Regions from separate parts of the Mus musculus genome. Here all the other regions are linked to region 2. The links are chromatin loops, found by intact Hi-C in ENCODE. Cell type or tissue: left cerebral cortex. All regions are shown on one strand. Links, peaks and the distances in the headings refer to the core of each region. The heading gives the core; the rest is flanking DNA. Region 1 overlaps Gm39394 (a long non-coding RNA gene). Region 2 holds the start of Cd300lg (CD300 molecule like family member G). Region 3 has its middle 18 kb from the start of Gm33662.

Evidence for each region. A loop is a pair of places that touch in the nucleus more often than their neighbours do. Peaks named below come from ENCODE experiments on the same cell type or tissue, not always from the same donor. Only the 100,000 strongest peaks of a DNase experiment are listed, where the experiment ranks them.
Region 1: it touches region 2 in a loop (2.5-fold over the local background); 2 of 42 quality-filtered maps call a loop at or near these places.
Region 3: it touches region 2 in a loop (4-fold over the local background); 11 of 42 quality-filtered maps call a loop at or near these places.

What each region holds. Positions count from the first base shown.
Region 1 is chr11:102,133,951-102,142,230 of GRCm38, forward strand. Gm39394 (a long non-coding RNA gene) reads left to right here. Exons shown (of 3, transcript XR_880225.3): 3 at 207-643. Gm11586 (a long non-coding RNA gene) reads right to left here. Exons shown (of 3, transcript XR_880227.3): 3 at 8,169-8,280. Among named protein-coding and RNA genes, the nearest start is that of Nags, 7.4 kb to the right of the region's middle. In left cerebral cortex, for the core only: CTCF peaks have their summits at 3,642 (motif pointing right), 4,650 (motif pointing left) and 6,746 (motif pointing left); DNase peaks (open chromatin) are centred at 4,646 and 6,753.
Region 2 is chr11:102,036,008-102,044,287 of GRCm38, forward strand. It overlaps Cd300lg (CD300 molecule like family member G), which reads left to right and starts at 5,504. Exons shown (of 7, transcript NM_027987.3): 1 at 5,504-5,626; 2 at 6,965-7,297. The coding sequence starts at 5,584. In left cerebral cortex, for the core only: a CTCF peak has its summit at 4,369; a DNase peak (open chromatin) is centred at 4,289.
Region 3 is chr11:101,915,446-101,923,725 of GRCm38, forward strand. No RefSeq gene overlaps it. Among named protein-coding and RNA genes, the nearest start is that of Gm33662, 18 kb to the right of the region's middle. In left cerebral cortex, for the core only: a CTCF peak has its summit at 4,368 (motif pointing right); DNase peaks (open chromatin) are centred at 4,382 and 6,335.

The DNA of each region.
Region 1 (8,280 bases), core at 2,119-7,118, 98 kb after region 2:
AAAAACAAAAACCAACCCAACAAACAAAAAACCCAATCCAAAACAACAAACAAATGAATAAACAAATCCAGCACACATCCTTAAGTGTTGAATTTACATCATCCTCTGCCTCCGACTGTTTTTTAATGCCAGCTCATCATGTGTTTGCTGCAAACTCAGCTCATTTCAATGCGTTTTGCATTTAATCCCAACACCAATCTTTCCAGGCCCATGCAGAATGGAGCTCAAAGAGGAGAAGCGACCAACCCAAGATCCCACAACACAGAGAAGGCAATACTAGCTCGGGCTAGTGTAACCCAGCCTTGCAAAGCCAGGCCACCAAGAGGAAACCAGATGCCAGCACATCCCGCAGCCTTTGTCAGTGTGGGTCCTCTGGTGGTCAGCACAGAAATGGGTGGTCTGGCTGGCCCAGAGCCAGATCTCCAATGGACAATATTCCTGGATGGTAAAGTATGCACGGCTCTCACCTTTATCTTTTAATCACACCCAGAGTCCCCTGAGAGGAGCTTCCCCACCCCACTCCTCCTTTAATTACTCCTGGCTGTAATGAATGCCTGAGCCCCTGAGACCCAAGCTTCATCCTGAGCCTGTCTCCAGTCCTCCCCTCTCTTCTCCTTCCCTCCCTTCTCTCCCCTCCCCTCTCCCCTCCCCAGACTGGTTTATTTGGGTCCCATGCCTGCCCCTGTTCCTAAACCAGCTGCAGATTTCTGCCACAATGAACACCCTTGGGGAAATGAGGGGTGGGGGCATGGGGGCGGGGCGTGGGAGGGATGCAGGCTGAGACCAGATCGGAGAAGGCTTGGCCCAGCCCCAAGTTGTGTATCCAAGTCTCTATCCACCCTGGGGGATTGAGCAGGTCACTCTCAAGGACAGCTGCTCCTGCCTCAAACTGACTGAAACTCTTTTCCTCTCCCTAGGTGACTCAGATATAGGCCGGATTAGACCAGATTGAAAGTAGATAAAGGCCGTTTTATTAGGAGGTGCCTCTGGGGTGGGTTTACTGATCTCACGGGTGGAAGTAGGCAAGGTCACCCATCCAGGGTAAAGCAGGAGGGTTTTACAGAGCTTGTGCCAGCTAGGAGCTCGGATTGTGTCCATACATTGTCAAAAACTGAGCCCCTGGGCGGGCACTCTTGGGTGGGTTGCTGGAAATGGGGAGATGAGGATGAGGGAGATGGGGCATGAGCAGTGATGACGTGTTAGCCGGGAGTTTTCCCTGAGAGGTGCGGGAGTTTCTTCTGTGGAGGAGGATTGAGAGGAAGGCAGTCCCCCTTCCCCAAGCTTGTGAGGAGTTGAGGAGTAAGCAGGAGTTCCAGCCTAACACTGGCCAGACTTAGGTTCATGAGAAATCAACACAGACCACCCCCTCCCCACTGACTGCACTCAGCAGTCCCCATCAACATAGGCCACCTGTGTGCCCATCCCTGCTCCAGGACCTGTCACAAGACACTGTGTGCCCCCAGAGCCCACACAAGCAAACAACGCAATTTGATTTTTGTTGTTATGTTTTCGGTTTTTTATTCTTCAATTTATTTTGCAACTGGATCTCACTAAGTAGCCCAGCTAGCCTTCAATGTCTGATTCCCCTGCCTCAGCCTCCTGAATCCTGGAATTCGTACTGAGTAGCACCACCTGTAGTTGGAATTTTATTCTTCTGTGGATGAGTGTTTTTGCCTGCACGTGTGTCTGTGTGCCACGTGCCTGTCTGGTCTCTGACGAGATCAGAAAAAGCATCAGATCCCCTGGAATTGGAGTTGCAGATGTTTGTGAGACACCTGGTGGGTGCAGGGGAACCAAACTCAGGTCCTCTGCAAGAGCAGTGAGCGGTAAATACTCTTAACTTCTGAGCCATCTCCCCATCCCCATCCCCCGCCCCTCTACCTCCACTCTCCCTTTTACACTGCTGCCCCTGCCCCACTGCACCCCAACCCTTACACACAGATGCCTGTAGTTTAAATGGAGAGAGTGGATCTGAGAGAGAGTAACAGCTGGAGCTGTGGGGCATGGAAAAGGGGAAATGATTCATCTTCCTCTATCCCATGCTACTAAGGTCTTACAGCCGTGTGGTGTGTGTGTGTGTGTGAGAGAGAGACAGAGAGACAGAGACAGAGACAGAGAGACAGAGAGAGAGGGAGACAGAGAGACAGAGAGAGAGGGAGGGAGAGAGACAGAGAGACACAAAGAGAGAGAGAGGGAGGGAGAGAGACAGAGAGAGAGAGAGACAGAGAGACAGAGAAGGACAGAGAGAGATAGAGACAGAGAGAGAAAGAGAGAGACAAAGTCAGAGAGAGACAGAGAAAGAGAGAGACAAAGTCAGAGAGAGAGAGACAGAGACAGAGAGAGACAGAGAGAGAGACAGAGACGGAGAGAGCTTACAGCTTGTAGGAGTCAGTTTACCTTCCACTAGGCAGGCCCTGGAGGTCACTCTCAGGCTGCCAGGCTCAGCAACAGTCTTTACCCACTGAGCCATGTCACTAGCTCCAAGTAGTCAACTTTGAATCCTTCATGCTTCAAAGCCAATGCATTATTATTGGATCATCCATGCAATGACCTGCCCATCACCTAAAACAGTCCCAGGAAAGAGACAGGGTAAGGAGTGGGTACCCTACACCCCGCTCCTACATCAGTCAGGAGAGATGGGGCAGGATGATGACGAGCAGGCACTGTCCAAAACGGCCAGCCCTACTAATTCAGGTAGATTAAACGCCAGCTTGGTACCCAGCATGCCTGGAGACCCAGGTAGATTAGAGTCAGATGTGGGGCAGGACGGCTCAGCTGGTAAACACACAAGATGCCATGCCTGAGGACCTGAGTTTGATCCGCAAGATCCACTTGGAGGAAAGAGAGAGCTGACAAGCAAAGTTGTCTTCTGACTGCACAAGTTCTGTGGCATGCACGTGTGTGTGTGTGTGTGTGTGTGTGTGTGTGTGTGTGTGTGTGTGTGTGTAGAGGAAATTAATAGATGTAACAAAGTCTACTTTAACAGTTAAATGGAAAAATAAGTCAAACCATGGAAAAATAATAAGAAAAAAAATCCAGCTGTTTTGGGAAGAGATCTTGACAAGAGTCACAGGAGAAACCACAGAGAGAGGCTGAGGGCCTGGTGCACTAGAGGAAGAGCTGGAATTTGCTGCTGTCAGCCAGGCACGCCGAGCCTCTACTGATTCAGTTGTTCATGACCCTGAAAAAAAAAAGATGAAGATAATATCTGTTCATTTGTAGACAGAATCTCATGTAGTCCAGGCTAGCTCAAATTCAATACATAGTAAAGGGTGACCTTGAACTCCTGACCCTTCAGGTTTTACCGCCAAAAGCTCAGATTACATGGTTAGACCATAAAGCCCACCTAGTAAGACTCTTTTTCCTCTCATCCTTTGTTTTCAAGTTGTTTTTTAATTTGTTTATTTTTTTTCCTTCTTTCTTTTTTTCTTTTTGATTTTTTGTTTGTTTGTTTGTTTTGTTTTCCAGACAGGGTTTCTCTGTGTAGCCCTGGCTGTCCTAGAACTCATTCTGTAGACCAGGCTGGCCTGGAACTCACAGAGATCTGCATGACTCTGCTGTGGGATTAAAGGTGTGTAACACCATGCCTGGCCCTTATTTTTACTTTTTTTTTTTAAGGATTTATTTATTATTATAAATAAGTACACTGTAGCTGTTTTCAGATGCACCAGAAGAGGGCGTCAGATCTCATTATGGGTGGTTGTGAACCACCCTGTGGTTGCTGGGATTTGAACTCAGGTCCTTTGGAAGAGCAGTCAGTGCTCTTACCCATTGAGCCATCTCACCATCCCCTTTATTTTTACTTTTAATTACATTATCTATTTGTGTGCATCAGTGTATGCGCACGTCACAGAGTCCCTGTGGAGGTCAGAGAACATTTTGAGGAAGTCGGCTCTTTGCTTCCACTGTGCGTATTCTGGTCAGCCATTTGGCAGCAAGGGCTTCTACCCACTGAGCCATCTCACTGGCTTGAGATGATGTGGGGATTTTTGTTGCTCGTTGCTTGCTTGGTTTTAAAGTGCAGAAGAAGAAACTGAAGAGCGTTGCCAGGATGTGGCCAGCCCAAGCTACAGAGCAAGACCCTGTTTCAATTTTTAAGAAATTTCATGAAATAAAAAGAAGAACGTCGAAGGAAACAGATCAAATGCAATACATTTGTAGACTGTAAGTTTTGTTTAACCAAGTTTCAAGTTTTCCAGGAATTTTCCTAAATTACTTTTATAACAAAAATGTATTTTATTTTTAAAAAGTAAGTAACCCTATTGTAACCACCCCAGCGGCCCACCTTGGGTTTCTACACCATCTGCTCTCAAGCGCCAACTTCCCAAACTCCTGCAGTGGTTCTCCAAGTTGCTTTCAGGGCGCCCCATCCCCTGGCCACCACACCATACCCCACCGCAGCCCACTCCACACAAGTCATCACTCAGGTCCCCTTCTGGGCTAAGATCTGACATGGTGCCCAGAAAAATAATAAGGAGGGCTCCATCTTCTAGGCTCTGACTCCTAATACAGGCGGGGTGGCAAGCTCGAGCACTAGTGGCCCGGGGTCCCGCCAGCCCCCCTTGAGGGTTCCCTCCGCGGATTCAGCACTGCGCTCCTGAACGAGAAAGCGCCACGTCCTCGGACGGAGCTGCGAGTCGGCGTCCCCCTCTGGTGGCCACTACTTGTAACTACATGTAATACATTTAGTGCGTTCTCAAGTAGCAGACACTGAATATTCATTTTAAGGACATGGTCATAAACCCTGACACTCCGCAGGCCTTCCCTTCACACGTTCATTTCCCACAGAAACTTCCGAAACACCCACTAATTGACCATCTGTAACATTGTAACACAGAGACATACATGAATTTACCCACAGGAGCTAACTGTGTTGAACAAGAGACATTGTCTCAAAAATAAGGTAGAAGGTGAGAACCAATATCCAAGGTTATCCTGACCCCACACAAATGCCACAGCACTAATGTGCCCAAACTCGTACATATAACACACACAGCCAAACACACCCCACATTTCAGCCATGACTTATAGCTTCTTTAGGAGTTCCAAGCCTACGGTTGTTCGAGGCCCTTCCCCTATCCTGGCTCTCTGGCTTCCCCGGCCCTCTGGAAGTCACTAGTGGGTGAATTCAAGGGCTCTTCTCAGTCACTGGGGTATTCACACTGTGGACTGTTCCTGCTTGAGATGTTCCAACCATGAATTCTGAGTGATCCTGGGGTAACTCTGGCATACTTCCAACTCCTGGTCTACCACGGGCTCATGTTTCTACAGTCCCTCGTGGCAGCTGATACCCACTCTAGGGACACATTAAATGTGTATCCTCTGTTACATGAAGTGAGCTTCAACTGTCAAACCCCAGGGACCTTTCCAGATAGATCCGCTCTCTTAAATGGCAGGCCTCATTTCCGACCACCTTCTAGAAAACACCTCACCAACATGTGTCTGAATCCAGCCTCCTAGGGACTCTTTAATGATAATGCCTGCTTCAAGGAATCAGTGGGAAGACTGGTATTGCACAGGACTGAATTGATACTGTGCTTGCCCAGCAAACCTGAAATACTGTGGCCCTCGTCCCTAGTACCCCATGCTGAAGCTAGGTGCAATACACTTTACAACCTTTTTTATTTTTTATTTTTTGGTAGGGCGTGTTCAAGACAGGGTTTCGGGGGGAAGGGGGTGCTGGAGAGATGGCTCAGCGGTTAAGACCACTGGCTGCTCTTCCAGAGGTCCTGAGTTCGATTCCCAGAAACCACATGGTGGCTCACAACCACCTGTAATGTGATCTAATGCCCACTTCTGGTGTGTCTGAAGACAGAGTTCTCATATAAATAAAATAAGTCTTTAATTAAACAGGGTTTCTCTGTGTAGCCCTGGCTATCTTGGAACTCACTGGGTAGACCAGGCTGGCCTCATACTCATTGAGAGCCGCCTGCCTCTGCCTCATAAGTTCGGGGATTAAAGGCTTGTGCCACCAATGCTCAGCACACCGAGTCTTAGCCTTTGGCAGGTGAAGGCAGGAGGTAAGAAGTAAGATGGTTCAGTGACTAAAGGCACTCACCACCAAGCTAAAGACCTGAGTTGGAGCCCCAGGATTAGCAGGGTAGAAGGAGCTGACTCCAGGCTGGGCTTGTGTGTGCACAACCTGACTGTGTGTGCTATGGTACTCATGGGCATGCATGCACAAACACATAACAAGTACAGAAATATAAAAGAAGCAAACATGGCTACACTGGATTCCATGAGACTCTGTCAAATAAAAGAAGCAAAGGGAATGCCGGGCGCGGTGGCGCACGCCTTTAATCCCAGCACTTGGGAGGCAGGGGCAGGTGGATTTCTGAGTTCGAGGCCAGCCTGGTCTACAGAGTGAGTTCCAGGACAGCCAGGGCTACACAGAGGAAAACAAAAAATAAAAAACAAAAAGCAAAACAAAACAGAAGCAAAGGGAAAAAGAAAGAAACAAAACAAATAAGAAACGAAAAGAAAGCAAACACCTGGCAAATGTTTCAAATAGTGCCCAGGGGAGTTCCCTACTGTTTTCCAGACAACAGATTTTTCTTAAGTTCCCAGATCCTCAGATTCTCTCCTTCCTCTTTCCACCCCCATCCTCATCTTTCTCATCTTCTTCTTCCCACCCTCCTTCTAACCATCAAAAAGTCTCAAAACTGAAGGTCAGTGCCACTTCTGATAATCTATCATTCCACAAAACCCCAGGGTAATAGGGGAAAACAACGCATTTAGCACCCCCTGCTGGAATACAGCGGTAGAACACTTGGAAGTGAAATTGATTAAACCGTTCTTTGCATGTGTGTATGAGAGGCCTTGAGGAAGTTTATGTGTGCCTTGGACATGCAGAAGCCTGCACAGTATGCGCTTTTAGCGGCTGTCCTGTCTCTCCAGTCCCCTGGCACTGGCATTCTTTTTTTTTTTTAGATTTATTTTTTATTTGTTTACTTTTGTGTATGAGTGCTCAGCTACATGCACAGAAGAGGGCATCAGATCCCATTACAGATGATTGTGAGCCACCATGTGGTTGCTGGGAATTGAACTCAGGACCTCTGGAAGAACAGCCAGTGCTCTTAACCACTGAGCCGTTTCTCCAACCCCCGAAACTGAAATTCTTAAGTCCAAAAGCTCATTTGGTTTTTCACTGCTCATGTGTTAGGTATTTGCGTTCAGAATTTACATGAATATTTTACCAGCACTTGTGAAGCTTAAGCAGGAGTATCAAACACCTCAAAACAAGCAAACAAACAAACAAGCAAACACTTCAAAACAGCCTGGGATACACATCAACACCCTGCCTCCAAAAAAATGTTTTTTATATATTTATGGCTTGGAGGAAAACTACACTTAGAAAAAAAATGAAACCTGTGTGTATCAGTGTCTCCATCCATAATATACACAAAAGCGTTTGTTTTGTTTTGTTTCGTTTTTTTCTAATTTGAAAGTATGCCAGGAGCTAGAGAGATGGCTCGCTGGTAAAGAGCACTGGCTGCTCTTCCAGAGGACCCGGGTTCAATTCAGCACCTACGTGGCAGCTCACAGCTGTCTGTGACTCCAGTTTCAGGGGATCTGACGCTCTCACACAGACATGCATGCAGGCAAAACACCAATGCACATTTAAAGATTTATTTATTTATTTATTTATTTATTTATTTAAGGTATATGAGTACACTGTAGCTGTACAGATGGTTGTAAGCCTTCATGCGGTTGTTGGGAATTGTATTTAAGACCTCTGCTCACTCTGGTTGGCCCCGCTCGCTCAAGCCCAAAGATTTACTTATTATTATAAATAAGCACACTGTTGCTGTCTTCAGAAAAACCAGAAGAGGGCATCAGATCTCATTATGGGTGGTTGTGAGCCACCATGTGGTTGCTGGGATTTGAACTCAGGACCTTCGGTAGAGTAGTCAGTGCTCTTATCAGTTGAGCCATCTAGCCAGTCCCCCAATGTACATTTAAAGATTTATTTATTTATTTATGTATTTATTTATTTATTTATTATATGTAAGTACACTGTAGCTGTCTTCAGACACTCCAGAAGAGGGCATCAGATCTTGTTACAGATGGTTGTGAGCCACCATGTGGTTGCTGGGATTTGAACTCTGGACCTTCAGAAGAGGAATCGGGTGCTCTTACCAACTGAGCCATCTCACCAGCCCCCCAATGTACATTTTAAAAAGAAATTAAGATACAGAAGCTCTTTAGAGATGGCTCAGTTAGCAAAATGCTTGTTGCAGTATTAAGGGAATCTGAGTTTGGAACACGGTGGAGGTGCAT
Region 2 (8,280 bases), core at 1,953-6,952:
AGAAAGTTCCTAAATAGCCTTCACTGTTTTCTTCTACTCTTAGCATCTTACATAAACCAGGATGTGTGGTCAAAGCCAAGAAATTAACCTTGGTACGTTACTACTAACTAGACTACAGATTTTATGTTATTATTTTTCATGCCTCTTCTCTAATAATTTTTCTGTGTCCTTGGGATCCAATCCAAGATACCACATGGCATCTGGCTAGGTTAATGTTCTTAGGGAGATTTTAAAATATATAGTCATCTCTCAGTATCCCCGGGGCGTTGATTCTAGTACACCTCCCCCAGATTAACAAACATTAATGCTCAAGACCCTTCTATAAAATGTCATTGTGTTTGCCTTAACTTGTGCATGTCTCGTTCATGGGTGGCTTCAAATACCTGATACAAAGAAGGCACCATATCAATAGTTGTTCTTCTGTAAGCTTAGAGAACACTGCCAAGTTCACTAGAGATGCAGCCATCATACGTCTGAAGAGCCAGGGCTGCTGTCATCGGCTCTTATCAAAGCTGTTTGGGAGGCCGAGGCAGAAGGCAGAAGGCTTGCGATTTCAAGGCCTGTGAATACAGAGTGGGTTCAAGGCCAGTCTGGGTGGCTTAAAGGCAGAGTCCAAAAAGAGATAAATTAAGGGCCAGGGTGTAACTCAGTAATAGAAGCATTTACCTCACATGTTGAGGACCTAAGTTTGATCCCTGACAACATGCACACACACTCGCGTGCACACACACTCAAGTGCACACACACACACACACACACACACACACACGCAAAGGTGTAGCGGACAATGCCTGACTCCTGAGCACCCGAGAGATGCTGAGGGTCTGATCTATGAAATGCTGGGGCCTACAGCAGGGTCTGCCCATGTCACTCTGTCCACATGCAGACAATGTACTACTTAGCATGTAGCAAACTCAAATTTTGCTTCTCTAAAAATTTCTGGACTTTAAAATTTTTTTTTTATTGGAACTGGAGAGATGGCTCAGTATGCTGCTCTTGCAAAGGACCCAGGTTTAATTCTCAACACTTACATGGCAGCTCACAACCTTCTATAGCTCCAGTTCCCGGGGATCCAACACCCCTTTCTGGGGCTTCCTTGGATAGCAGGCATGTATGTGGGACATAAGTAAACACTCTTATATACAAAATAAAAAATAAATAAATCTCTTTAAAATTTTTAATTATTGAGCCTCTCTCTCTCTCTCTCTCTCTCTCTCTCTCTGTGTGTGTGTGTGTGTGTGTGTGTGTGTGTGTGTGTGTGTTTGCTGATGATCAAACTTGGGTCTTGCACATTAGGTAAATTCTCTGTCACTGAATGATACCTCTAAGGGTTGTGCCGTAGTTTGCATGTCTGAGGACAGCTCTGTGGGATCAGATCTCTTCCCCCATCTCTACGTGGCTTCAGAGGATCAGATTCAAATCCTCAGGCTTGCATGGCTATCTCACCAGTATCTAGCTTCCTGGACTCCCCCAGCCCCCCTTTCTCCATCTGAGTTTGTTTGAATCGCAGATGCAGAATCCGCCAGCATGAGGGACAGCTTCTCTCTCACCCAGCCCCTGAGCGAGGTGGGCTTTCTGCTCTGCTCTGGCCGCCCTCCCCGCTGCTACCAAGGCGATTCTATTCCTCAGCCTGAAAACTGTTAGAAGAGCCGACACAGATACTTTAACAGACTCCGATTTGTTTGTAGCACCAGTTAAAACACAGTTCGCACCTGCCAGGGATGGGGAAGCTGGAACAGAGGACCGAGTGAGAGACACATCACACCTGTGTGGGCTCAGCTGCTCTACAGCATCCCAAGAGCTGAACACGCAGGAGTCTCTCTTGCCCACAGGGTGTCTACCGCAAGCCTGGTAGCTGTCTGGGACAGACTCTTCCGGAGTTAATGGCTTCCCATCTCATAGAGCACAATCTTTGCTGAGAAGGCCCCTTTCCAGTCCTGATGTGCCCTGCCATAGGACAGAGCCTGCTGGGTTGGTGCTTTTGGCCTCTCCCCAAGTCTTGGCTGATTTGACTGATGAATGGGGGTCAGAGGCTGGGGGATGGACTAGGCGTATGTCACTACACCTCCTTGTTCATTTTCCTGGGAGCCTGCCCCAATGCAGTACATGCTCGACTTAGCTGCTCCACGGTGCTGGGTGTGTGCTCTGGGAGACTCACCAAGGCTTAGAGAGAGGAATGGAGCTGCACTTAGAAGCATGGGTCTTCCCTCCTGAGGGTTTGGGTGTGATTTACAGCACCCACTACCATCTGTAATTTCAGTGCCAGGGGAACTAAACGCCTTCTTCAGGACTGCTCAGGCCCTACTCCAACATGGTGCACAGACACTCCAGCAAAACACCCATATACAGGCAATTGAAGAATAAAAAGTGAGGACTGGTGAGATGGCTCAGTCATTAAGAGCACTGGCTGCTTTTCCAGAGGTCCTGAGTTCAAGTCCCGGCAACAATAGTGTGGTTTACAACCATCTGTATTAGGGATCCGATGACCTTACACTGCATAGTTGAGCTGCATTTGTGGATACCAAAAGCCTTCTGGTGGTGTGCTGCAGTTTCTTGCCACTTCCTCAGACTCGGGCTGACTGGCAGAGTGATGTCAGCTGAGACAAACATGCATTTGCGTGTTTCTTCTGGTCCCTCCTGCTGACTTATGCCGAGGCTGACGAGGCTGACGCCTGGCTGTCTCTGCTAGGTAGTGTCGCTGCTGCTGATTCATGTTTGCTAAACCGACTCTACCAAACTGGACTGCTGGTGTATCTGTGAAGTGTTTGCAAGTGGATTGAGCTGCCACTGCTAACCTGTGAACTGAACTGCTGATTTCCAGACAAAACAGACAGGGGTTGCTCCAAAGAACCTTTCTAAACAGTTCCACTCCCCTGCCCCCCACCCGTATCCTTTCTTTCCCACTACCTCTGGTGAGTGATGGGCTACAAGGGAGGTTAAAGCATTTAAGAACCATCATTAAAAATAGGTGTTTTGGGACTGGTGAGATGGCTCATCAGGTAAGAGCCCTGACTGCTCAATGCTCTTAATCCATGAGCCATACCTCTAACCTCTAACCTCTAACCTCTAACCTCTAACCTCTAAACTCTAAACTCTAAACTCTAAAAGATCTGGTTTTTACCAGGTCCTCCAGGTCAGCTCCTGGGCAAGGTGTGGGGCAGGGGGCGAAGAGGTAATGATGTTTAAATACACAGGTGAAGAGTATGGAGGGGGGGGCAAGCTTCAAACCCAGTGCTCCATCTGTATAAGGAAGCATTTGGTAACAACTTCCATATTCCCCTGAAACGACAATCATGAATACTGTGCCTGTTCTATGCTTAATGTTTTAAATATTATAATATCCCAGCTACGCTGGGGGGAGAAATAAAAAGAAAACAATTTATTACTAAAAAGCACATATTTCAAAAATGTCAGGGGCCAGCTCCTACAGCCCTAAAAATATAATGGAGTGTCAAGCGCTTGCCCTGCTTATGATGAATAAGCTAGACACAAAGAACAAGGAACATCTAGAAATAAAGACGTGCAGAAATATACCATGCAAAGCTAGAGTAGATTGTGTGTGTGTGTGTGTGTGTGTGTGTATGTTTCAAACTGCAAAAACCACTTCTCTTGGGTGATCTGTACACAGGAAAGGGAGTCATGTTCCGGACTGAGGTCAGTAGGGTTTCATGATGACATATTCCAGGTCAGTAAACAGCAGGAATGCCTGCCAAGCACTGTGTAATCAAGACATGTGCCCTGTTGCTGGAGAGATGGCTCTGTTCGTAAAGACACTCGCAGCCAAACAATACGACCTGTGGTATATGCCCGGAGCCCACAGGGCGGAAAGAAAGAACTGAGTCCTGCACGTTGTCCTACGTTGTTCATAGCATGCTATGACATTCACGTGCTCATACACACTTAAAACATGAGAATAAATAAATGTAATACTTACGCCCTCTATTACCAGAGCCACAAGAACAAACTCCCCTCTCACAACAACTGGGCTTTAACAACTCCTACCCCACCCCCAGGGGTCGAAAAGAAACATACCAAAATACTAAGAGTGATTTTATAAGGCAGAAGGTGAGTTACTTGTAATACTCCAATCCTTGCCTTCCCTCCGTTCTTACTTATCTGTATAATATAAATATTTGCTTAGATGTCATACTGACTTTGAAAGCCTGAAAGACAGCTATTTTGGAAAATGGCTCAGAGCTCCCTCTAGCGTGCGTTTGTTCTGTTCCCTTGAAGCAATAAGCAAGTCTGCAAAGGGGAAACAAGCCACTGATTAACTTTTGCAAGTGTCCAGCAAGACAAAGCGCTCGGTTCAGGGGACCCGCCTTTCAAAGCAGCTGACCCAAAGCTCCCGCAGAGCTCAGCTCAGCCCTGCTGAAGCCGCCGCCCTGTGGCCAATGACGGTACTGCATCCCAGACAATGGGATGCTGATCAGAAGGGCTATATAATTGGTCTTTAAATTTTTTACCCTTCACACTTCAGCAGTGTGAAGAGAAGAAGCTTACAGATCTCCCACACCCCAAAATAATGGCTCATATGCATATGAAACAAGTTCACGTGTTTAAAATAAAGAAGGGCCGACAAGATGGCCTTTACAAGCCTGATATTCTCAGCTGGATTCCTGGACTCTATGAAAATGTTGAAGGTGGACTCTATAAAGTTGCTTTCTGAAAATATAATTTTAAATTTTTAATAAACTAAAAATAGAGTGTTGGAGAGGTGGCTCAGCGGTTAAGAACACAGGTTGTTTTTCCAGGACCCTGGTTCTATTCCCAGCACTCGCATGGTGGCTCATAGCCATCTGTAACTTCAGCCTCAGGAGATCCAGTGCCCTCTTCTGGCCTCTGTGAGAACTGCGTACACAGGGTGCACAGACACGCAGGCAAACCATCCATGCACATGAAAAATAAATACAATGAAAATAATAAGCTTAAATTAAGATGCTAAAAATAGGGATATAGTTTAAAATATATTATCAGTGATTTACTAATTAACAAATAAGCTTCCATATTTAGTACTTTAATACTCAGATCCAGGGGCAGGTCAAAAAACTAATAATTTCCCAAATAGTGAAGTATTTGGGGATATCAGCAATGACTGGTTGTTCCAGGGTTTGTGATTCTTATAGTAGCAGTGTCAAGTTATGCACACCTCTGAGAATTATTTATTTATTTATTTATTTATTTTGAGACAGGGTTTCTCCGTATAGCCTGGAACTCACTCTGAAGACCAGGCTGGCCTCGAACTCAGAAATCCACCTGCCTCTGCCTCCTAAGCTCTGGGATTAAAGGCATGTGCAAAAGGAAAAACAATATATCAGAGGTTCCCAAAGGCCATGATGAATTACACAGGCAAATCACAGATTAAGGCTAAGTAGGGGCTGGAGATTGGGTGGGTCTGCAACCTGTGGTAACTGGCACTGGGTAGAAGGGGGAAAAGAGTAAAGGAAAAAGCAGAAGGCCCTCCAAGGCGGAGCTGAGCTCGATGGCCCGCCCCCCACCCCTCCCTTCCTGGCTCCAGCCCGGCAGAAGCTAAAGCTCAGAAGAGCTCCCAATTGCAGGCAACTGCAGTGTCCAGCACCCACCATGAGGCCTCTGGTCCTGCTATGGGGCTGCCTGGTGCTCCCAGGTGAGAGGGGTCAGAGGTGGCTGGGATGGAGGGGCTTACAGATGCAGGCCTGAGCACGCTCTTGTGGTCTGTGGTTATGCCTTCCCTCCACACCATGAGGAGGTGGGGTGGGGTGGGGTGGAATACATCCCTATTTCACAACCCATCTGCAGCCCAGCAGCCCTGAGCTCAGCACTTGCTGCTCTTGCACCTTGAGCCCAGGGTCTTTCTCCCTTGGGTTCCCTGGCTCTGCAGAACCTCTCTGACCACAGGGCAGCAAGCATACATCCACTTACCCTGTTAGCTCAGCTAACTTGGTTGAATACCTACTAAGTTTGCTTTTTCTTTCTTTGCTTTCATTTTTTTCTTGCTTTACTTTTTAATTTTATTATTGTTAGTATGTGTGTGTCTGTGTATGTGTGTGTGTGAGAAAGAGAGTATGTGTGGTATATGCATGTATATAATATATATGTATACACACATACATACATACGCATATACACATATACATACACACACATATACATACATATACATATTTATAAAATGTGCGTTCATTGCAAGAGGGCAAAGGGCTGGACAGTAAGTAACCACACTGTCACCCACAGGGAGCAAAGCTTTCTTTACTTTTGTAATTTTTTTATCCTTTCTTTCTCCTTGGCAATGCTTGGGGGAGGGGTGGAACCCAGGCCCCGGAGCATGCTAAATGAGTGCTTTGCCACTAAGCTATATCCCTAGCCTTCTCTCCATTTTATGCTTCAGACAGACTGGCCTTGAACTTGCTCTGATTCCAAGTAACTGAATCAAGAGCACCCCCCCCCCAGGCTGGGTTCATCAGGACACATCTTATAACTAACATCGCATCTTGTAACTGACAGACATCACATCTTGTAACTGACATCAGTTGCTCAGTTGGCCATGTTTGCTTGGTTTTCCCTTAAAAATATATAACATTAACTCACACTGTTTTTAAGGGTTTTGTTACATGTGTTTATCATGTGTGTGTGTGTGCATATATGAGCACACATTAGTCCATGAATGCTGTAGTACATGTGAGGAAGGTCCGTGTACAACGTTTGGGAATCTATTCTCTCCTTCCTGAGGATCGAACTCAGGTTGTCAGGCTTAGCCGCAAGCTCCTCTACCCCTCGAGCCATCTGGCCAGCCTGACTTGTGTCTCTCAAATAACATGTTTGTTCTAAGGTTCCCCAGAGGAAGGGAGAACCCTGGGGGTCTATGGTTTGCCCAAGATGTTCTAACAAGAACGCCTCCCTTCATCCCCATGAAATGGGAACTTCTGCTCTCGGCCTGGTACTTGGATCCGTGGAAATCCCATCTCCTTTCACGCTGCATTTTCAGGTTATGAAGCCCTGAAGGGTCCAAAGGAGATCAGTGGATTTGAAGGTGACACCGTGTCCCTGCGGTGTACCTACGTGGAGAAGATGAAGGAGCACAGGAAGTATTGGTGCCGGCAGGGTGGCATCCTGGTGTCACGCTGCGGTGACATTGTCTACGCAAATCAGGACCAGGAGGTGACTCGAGGCAGGATGTCCATCCGAGACAGTCCCCAAGAGCTCTCGATGACCGTGATCATGAGGGACCTTACCCTGAAGGATTCAGGGAAGTACTGGTGTGGGATTGACAGACTGGGCCGCGATGAGTCTTTTGAGGTTACACTCATTGTCTTTCCAGGTAATGGACTCCTCCCCCTACCTGGGTTGCGGGGGGGGGGGGGGGGGGGATGTAGAGGAGACTAGGATGGGTGAGAGCATCTGAGCCATGGCTTCAGTGTCCCCATTACAGAAGGGGGCAGTCTTGGTACCAATCTCACCAGGCCTCTCCAGGACGTGGGGAGGGACACTCTGCTGAGCACTGGGGACAACTTAGAGAGGAAGCCGCAGTGTGCCTCTGCACTGGCAAGTCTGCCTGTTAGGAGCTATCCTTGTCATTCTTGGCCTAGACATGTTAGGGGAGACTACCATGGGATGGGGACAAGATGACCATCGCAGGGGACAAAGAAGTACCTGCACGTCCCCTGTGTCACAAATATACCCATAGCCTCCTGAGGTCAGGCCAGCTATGGCTGCACCCCAGGCCCGGCCCACAGTGACCCCTAACCATGCACTGGCCTCACCATGCTGATAGCCTCTGCACACTGCTTCCACGTTTTATATCCTGGGGGAACCCAGGGAAAAGACGAGAGGAGGCCAGAGTACAGGCAGCCCAGTCTCTGGTCTGTGAGGGCTAGGTAGCTCTCTGAATGACCACTTCACAAATGGGACACAGAAATTCCGAGATGCTCAGCTTCTGGCCTAAGGTTGAGACAGGAAGCAGAGTGGGCATGATTCAAACACGGATCGATGCCACCTTTATCTCTGTTCAGAAGATGGGCCCAGGAGCCAGGACCCAGTCACCAGTGGGTCTCTGTCACCAGTGGGTCTCTGTGACAATTCGAACTGGACAGTAACAGCAATATCAAAGCCTCACGAGAGCCCATTAGCTTGGAACGTGTGAGATCCAGGGTTCCATTCCTTTTTTTGTTTGTTTTGTTTTGTTTGTTTGTTTGTTTGTTTGTTTTCTGGTTTTTGAGACAGGGTTTCTCTGTGTAGTCTTGGCTGTCCTGAAACTCACTCTGTAGACCAGGCTGGCCTCAAACTCAGAAATCCTACTGCCTC
Region 3 (8,280 bases), core at 2,191-7,190, 120 kb before region 2:
AAGTTTTAATCCTATCTTAGCCAAGTGGCGCGGGTTCCCTGTGTATGTGGAGTGTGTATTTAATCTTCTATATTTTGGATGAGTTCCTAATCCAATAAATGCTTAGGAAATTTCTATAGAACAGATTAATTTTTACTAGAAAAAAATATAATTGGCTGATGTTAAGGCTACTGCCCTGACAGATCCTGCCTTGGCTATCTATCTGAGAAAGCGAGAGGCCTCATAAATATGCCATCTTCCCCTGGGCCCTGAGAGCACTCCTCAGGGGCTCCTGCCGTGATTTATTCTTCATTAATAAGCTCTATGCTGTATTAGGATCAGATTTACGACTCTGCCTCACTAATATTTCTGACATTTCATCTGAAAAGAATTCCAAACGAAATCGTGAGACATTACCACGTCTTCCCTGCTAGCGTTCCAATACTGCACACCTAAGGTTGCTGCTGGGATGAGGTGGCCCGAGAAAGAGAGATGAAGGGTGCTTCAGCTTGACTTTGGGGGGCCTGACTAGGTCTGCAAGCAGCTCAATAGGCGAGAAGCTTGGGTAGAAGACGGAAAAACAGAAGCAGAGGAGAGATGGTGTCAATCAACCAGCCATGTTGATTAGTGTCTGACCTGGGTACCAGAACCATCCATCCATCCATCCATCCATCCATCCATCCATCCATCCATCCATTCATCTGTTCATTCATTCCTTCCACAAGGTCTATGACTAGTACATGTCACTTGATGCTTGGGATGCAGCAAAGAACAAGGATGAAGATCTCAGCCTCTCTCTATCTGTCTCTGTCTCTGTCTGTCTGTCTGTCTGTCTGTCTCTCTCTCTCTCTCTCTCTCTGTGTGTGTGTGTGAGAGAGAGAGAGAGAGAGAGAGAGAGAGAGAGAGAAGAGAGAGAGGAGACAGAGATACTTGGGCAGAGGGAACAAGGTGACAGAATAGAGCATGAAAATCACAAAGAAAGAAAATAGGCTGTTCAAGCGTGCAGAGGGCTAGATTCAAACCAATGCACAACGAGCCGGTGTGATGACACACACCTGCCATCCCAGCACTGTGGAGGCTGAGACAGGAGGATTAGTGTGAGTTCAAGACTGGCTTGGGTGACATAGTGAGCTCCCCAAAAGGAAGGCAAAGTGTGGTGTTGCAGGCTCAGTGCTTGGGAAGGGGAGAGAAAAGGGTCAGGAGTTCAAGGTCATCTCCAGCTAGATAGCAAGTTCCAAACCAGCCTGGGCTATGTGAGAGTCTGTCTCCAAAATCACAAAACACAACCCAAACAACACAATAAACTCCACAGTAAATAGAACCAAATGTGCTGGTGGGCAAGAAGACTGGGGTACGGCTTCGACTCCTCCAAGCAGGGCACTGCCATGTCCCCTTCATAGATATGATGGAAACTAAGCCATATGGTGACCCAAAGGGTCCCACTGGCCAGCTTGCAAAATGCTACTTCAGCCAGTGGTCTCTGTTTTCCCCCTGGTTGCATACCACACTCACTGAGGGACCTTCAAAATACTGTCCCCTGGGTCCCCCTGCTGGAAGGTCTGTGTCCGCTGGTCTGGATGCAACCTTAGACTCAGACTTGGGTTCTTGGGGTTCACCAGGGATTCTGAGGCCAGGTTCAGGTATGAAAGGCATTAGCATTGTGTGTGGACCCAGCAGGTTCCCTCTAGCTTCCATTTTCAGTGTGTGACTTTCAGAGGGGAGCTTAAGCCAGGCAGCTCATCTGGAGACTCTGCACCTGAGTTCCATGGAGGGTTTCAGTCCCCTCTACTCCCAGCTGGTCATCCTGACCCCAGAGCAGCTCAGATCCTCCTCCTCCTCCTCCTCCTCCTCCTCCTCCTCCTCCTCCTCCTCCTCCTTCTCCTCCTCCTCCTCCTCCCCCTCCTCCTCTTCTTCCTCCTTCCCTTGGTTTGGTCTTTTCAAGACAGGGTTTCTCTGTGTAGTCCTGGCTGTCCTGGAACTTGCTCGGTAGACCAGGCTGGCATCAAACTCAGAGATCTGCCTGTCTTTGCTTCCTGGGTGCTGGGATTAAAGTTGTGAGCCACCACAACAGGCTGAGGGGGACCTCTAATACCACCACAGCTCACCAGTAGCCAAAGCAAATCGCAGGCTTCTGAATGCCGCCTAGTCTGTGACTTAGAGCGTTCAACTACAGTAGAAGCAGCGTCCACCGCACCCCACCCCTGACACTGAGTATGCAAAGGGGCGAAGTGGGGCTAGACGAAGGATGAACTGTTTGTCCTGCGAGACCCGATGGACATAGGGAAGATCCTGGAGCTGACACAGTTACTGTGTAGTGAAAAGTGTTGCCTGGAGATCACAGTAGCCAAAGTGATCCCGTTCTCAAATTTAAAAGCTAATTTCATCTTGTTTATTTGTTCTGTGGGCATATATGGAAGAGCATGGGAGTATATGGATATGTGGGTGCTACACATACACGTGAAGGTCTTGGTTCTCTGTTCCCGCTATGCATGCCATCAGGATTAGAAGCAGGCACACCATTACCCTCTGAGCCACCATGCCCACCAATGGTGTCTTCTCACTCAGTGCCAAGGGAGGCAGGAGGCAGGAGGCAGGAGGCAGGAGGCAGGAGGCAGGAGGCAGGAGGCAGGAGGCAGGAGGCAGGAGGCAGGAGGCAGGAGGCAGGAGGCAGGAGGCAGGAGGCAGGAGGCAGGAGGCAGGAGGCAGGAGGCAGGAGGCAGGAGGCTAGTTGACCACTCTCATTCTGCTCACAATGGAGCTACATGGAGAGATAGCAGCACTGACTTACTCCATCCCTACCCAGAGAGGGGTGAGTGAAGAATAAAGACAGGAAGGGAGGCAGGGAGAGGCTACCTACAGAAGCCCAGAGAGGCTTCCTGGAAGAGGAGGAAGGCAAGGTTAAGGGAATGAGCTCTGAAACAGGGTTTGGGAGTGTTATGAAAGAATGCAAGTAGGGAATGTGGGAGAGGCCACAGGAGGGCTGATTCCAAGCGAAGGTGGGCTCTGACACCAGACTCAGGCAGGCATTTGGATTCGAGGTGTAGCTTTCTGTCTTAGTTAGGGTTTCATTGCTGTGAAGAGACACCATGACCAAGATAACTCTTATAAAGGAACACATTTAACTGGGGCTGGCTTACAGTTTCAGAGGTTCAGTCCATTATCCCCATGACAGGAAGCATGGCAGCGGGCAGGCAGACGTGGTACTAGAGGAGCCATGAGTTCTACCTCTTGATCCAAAGGCAGCAGAAATGGGGGACTGAGTTCCACACTGGTTGGAGCTTGAGCATAGGAGAGAGAACTCAGAGCCTGTCCCTACAGTGACACATGTCATCTAACAAGGCCACACTTACCCCAACAAGACCATACCTCCTAGTAGCACCACTCCCTGTGAGCTGGGAGGTGGTCACTGGCAGACACAGATGTCCCTGTCTGATTACTTGGGACTGGAGCCCAAGCCTCACTCAGACTCATTCGTTCACAGAGCTCATAGATGTTTCTGGAAGACTGGGAAGAGTGGATAAGGTCAAGAATGGGGAAGGCACTGGACAACTCAGATACTGTGTTGTGGTTGCTACTCAGAAGTTGTGGAGCAAAAGTGAGAGAGGCCAGGAGGTGGCCATGGCATGACAACCAGACCTACCAGATACCAGTGTGGTGAACCAGGAGAAAGGATGACTCAGGGAGAAATGACAGGATTAGGAGAATGAATGGAAGCAGTGTGTGAATCCCACTTTGCAGAGCTGGGAACTAAAGTCCAAAGAATTTGTGTGACCTAGGTGGCGCTGAGATGTATCCCTTGTCTACTTGGATCTCAGCCCACTTTCCTGCCACACTGCCCCCTCTTCCAAATGGGCTTTGGTCTCTCACTGGGTTGGACACCTAAAAATGGAGTCCTTGGCGCTCCTCAATGCAGGACTCTCCTCCTCAGCACTGCCATTTTAGACCAAATAATTCTCACCATGTGCATATGCATCTTGGTGGGCACCACATCTCTCTTTCCACGAGAGTCCTGGGTATCGAATGCAGGTCAGCAGTAAGAACCATGTTGTTGGTACCCAGATTTCTTTCATAAATAATTCCTGAAGAATGTGTTCTGTCATCTGTCTGGAAAGGCCTAGTAGTTTAGATGGGTGGTACTAGGGAGCGCTGAGCAAAATTCCAGTACCCTTCTGTTCTATCCGTGGGGTTCTCTGGCTGTGGCTTGGGTCTAAAAACACAGACCTCCAATGTCTTTGAGGTCCTGATTCTCTGTACTGGGGGTCAGGCCTGGTACCTGCACGTGCTAATGCCTGACACACAATATAGACAGTATCCAAGTTATATCCAAGTTATAGTCAAGATTTCTCCATCCTCCCTAAGAATTAATTCCACCATGCAGTTCCACATGTGTCCGCCAGGTGGCGATGGTCAACCATAGTTCTCACAAAGCAACCCTAAAGAGGGCTATGTGCCTTCTGTGGTAGTGGAATGTTCTAGAGAGCCAGTATTTTGCATCCTGGCTCCGTGTCGTGCATAGACTTCACACCAATGTGATTATCCCTCACTCTTTGTTGCTCTCTGTCGCCAAGCCTTTCAGCAGCCCAAAGCTGGGAGCTACCAACTAAATCAGTACTAAAGTACTGGTTACTACTGTGTCTGGAATCACTGAATTATCAGCACTGAAAGGGACTTTAGAAGGTTGGGCATTGTAAGTCTTAAACTAAAAACAAATAAACAAACAAAACAAAACAAAAAAAATGGTATGATCTTGGACAAGCTCTCTAACCTCTCTGCCTCAATGTCTTTGTCTAAAGTGGGATAAAAATGTCTTGCTTATGCAGTTGTTAAAGAGAACGTGCCTATAACAGATGTTTGCTACAAACTTGTGTCACTATTTAGTTTTACACAAGGGCAAGCAGAGGCTGGGCAAGGGCAAGTGGCTTGCCCAAGTCACACACACAGGGAGAGACTGCTGGATGAGAGCCTCATTTCCTGTTCCCTGACCCTCACCCTTCCACAGTGTGTGTGTGTGTGTGTGTGTGTGTGTGTGTGTGTGTGTGTGCACAAATGTTTGTGTGTGAGAGTGAGCATTTGTGTGGCGTCCAGAAGTCAACTTCAGGTGTTGTTCCTCAGAAGCCGTTAATCTTGGGTTGTTTGTTTGTTTGTTTGTTGTGTGTGTATGTGTATTTGAATGTGTGTGAGAGCATGCATATAAGTGTGAGGTCAGAGGACTTCAGATGTCCATCCTTGTCTCCCGTCTTGTCTCTCTTCTTTACCCTGAGATACCTCCATTCCCCACCCCGCTTCAGGAGTGGCCTCTGAGTCCACACTCGGTAGTCAGGCCAGTACAACACCTCTGTGCACTGAGCCATCCCCTCAGCCTCTGCCTTGATTTTGAGATGGGAGTGTTCACTGGGACCTGATCTCACTAGTTAGGCTCAGCTGACTGGCCAGTGAACCCCAGGAATCTACCATGTCGTCCAGGCAAGCATTTGTTGGCTGAAACTATGTCTCAGCCCTTCTCCTGTTCAATGTTCTAGTCTTGGTTTTGTTCCCGTATAAGGGAAAATCAAAATTCTAGAAGACAAGGACAAATGGCTTTTACTGCAGTGAGCTCTCCCTGAGGGCAGGAAGAGCCTACTGCTGGCCTGGCCTCAGAGGTCCTAATGAGAGCCTTTCACTGGCTCTGGGGGTGAGGGTAAAGGTCTACCCTGAGCCATGGTCTTTGCCTCTAGGCAGCCAGATGGGGTCAGGCTGGAACATCAGAAGAGCAGCTAGTCCAGCGTCAGCCCTCAGGGGGACCAGAGAGAGCCATGAGATGAGATACCACACAGGGAGCAGCTCTGCAGAGGAAGTCAGGGCTCTAACACTTCACTCCAAGCTGGCTGGCCAGGATGGGGCCGACTCAGCACTCTGTTCTGTTTCTAGATGCTATTGGGGTTTTGAGACATCTCTCCCTCATTTGTAAATAAAAGGAATTAAATGGCATTATTTGGGATGTTCTTCTGGCTCCCAGGATCCCTGTGTGTTGCTGTCAGCTTTGGCCAAGAGCATCGGCGAAAAGGCCAGCATGGGAGGCAACCACAGCACAGTGAAGGGAGGATAATATTTACCTCCCATGTTCACATTCATCGAGGCGTCTTGGCACGGGTGCCCTCATGGGGACTCTGGCCCAAACAGGGAGCCTCAGCTGTCCTCTGAAACAGATCTGCCACTTGCACCCTGCCCCACCCCGCCACCCCCACCCCGAGCCTGGTCTCATTTGTTGTCTTCATTTTTAGACACATTCCAAACTTTTCAGCAAATTACAATGTTTGCCAACTGGCCGTCTGGGGCTCAGGAGAGACTATTTATAGAGCATTGGGATGCTGCCATCCTAGAGAGGCCTGGTAAGAAACTGGGCGAGTGCTGTGCCCAGAAGTGGTATCATGTGGCCTGGGGGAGAATGAGGCTCCAGGAGCAGGGAGCCAAGCTGGATCTACGGTCCGGGGAACATCAGGAGCCACCTCTTGCTGCCTCCAGGCCCCCAGGATGCGTCAGTACAAGCTCAGTTAAGGTCCAGACTCATAAGGGGATCAGCTCTTGGTTGTGGGGCTACTGCCCCATCTTGGTTGATTCATTTTCCCCTCACATGTTCCTTGGAGGGTCAAGTCACCATGGCCAGCCTTGATTTTCCCCATCTGTACAGTGGGTGGATGTAAGTTCCACATGTCTCTAGCCATGTGTATGAGGCCTCAGTCATGTCTACCGTGCAGCAGATACATAATAAATGTTGTCTTCCCATCCTGCTCAGGGATGGGCACTGTGGCATCCAAGGGGAAAGAAGAAATACATACGGTCTCTCTTCTCCAGATACTCTGTCCCAGGCTGAGACCCAGCATGCAGGTGAGGCATGTCCCAGGGATAGCACAGGCTACCCACAAACTATTCGACATGCTGCCGGGTACAAACACTAGAGCACCTGAAGGTCCCCTGTGGCTTCCTAAGGGACAAATGTGCCATGCCCCTCCACTCAAGAAAATGGCACACACCAGGAATGCCAAGAGTCTTGTGCAAGGTCACACAGACGCAGGAAAAGGGCGGGCTTCCTGACCAGAATGGCTTGCCATTCTGACTGGCTCTCTCAGACCTCACAACTGTGGGTCTGTCCCCTGCCTCACCATCCACTAAGATTTCTCTTCTCGGCACATGCTTTTAATCCCAGCCCTTGGGAGGCCGAGGAAGGTGGATTTTTGAGTTCGAGGCCAGCCTGGTCTACAGAGTGAGTTTCAGGACAGCCAAGGCTAACCCTGTCTCAAAGAGACAAAACAATCACCAACAATAGCAACCTTCCTCTCAACTGGAAAAATGGCTTAATCAATAAAGGCACTTTCTATGGAAGCCTGAGGTAACCTGAGCTCGCTCTGTGGAACCACAGTGGGAGGAGATGTTGGTTTCTAACCTCTACTGCAGTACACACACACACACACACACACACACACACACACACACGGACAAACAACAACAAAAACCTAGAGGCTCTCCAGGGCTCTACTGTCCTTATCCCAACAGGTCCTGCTGGGGAACTGAGGCCACCTCAGCAGACAAGGGACAGAAGCCTCTGTCTTACTTTATGTCATTTTTCTTTGTGGCTTGGTTCTCTGTATTTTCCATGAGCAGTGGGAATTGCCTTTTTCAATAAAAGGGGAATTTTAAATGCTTAATTAGTATTTTTATTTAGTCACTTAAAAAAAAGATTTATTTATTTACTTATTTATTATATTTGAGTACGCTGTCACTGACTTCAGACACTCCAGAAGAGGGCGTCAGATCTCATTACAGATGTTTGTGAGCCATCATGTGGTTGCTAGGAATTGAACTCGGGACCTTCAGAAGAGCAGTCAGTACTCTTAACCACTGAGCCATCTCTCCAGCCCCTATTTAGTCACTTTTTATCATTAAAAAGAAATCCCCTTTGGCTGGGGATACGACTCAGTTGACAGGAGTCTTCAGTGGAGAGCATGAGGTGTGTGTGAGGCTCAGGGTTTGATCCCCAACGCCAGACTCAAAGTGATAAAACACACACCTGCAGTCCCAGCACTGAGCAAGTGCAGACCAGAGCATTAGAAGGTCCAGGTCATCTTAGCTACTTATAGAGTTCAAAGCTCCGAGGCCAGCCTGAGCTACATAAGACCCTATCTCAAAGACAAGACAAAACAGAAGCACAAAGAAGATATTCAAGTCACAGAGTCCTAAGTGGCCCAGCCTTGAGGGTGGGGCAGGGATTGAGACAAAGAGAGGGTAAAGGGACTACCCAGGGGACTTTAGGGACTATACCTCTGT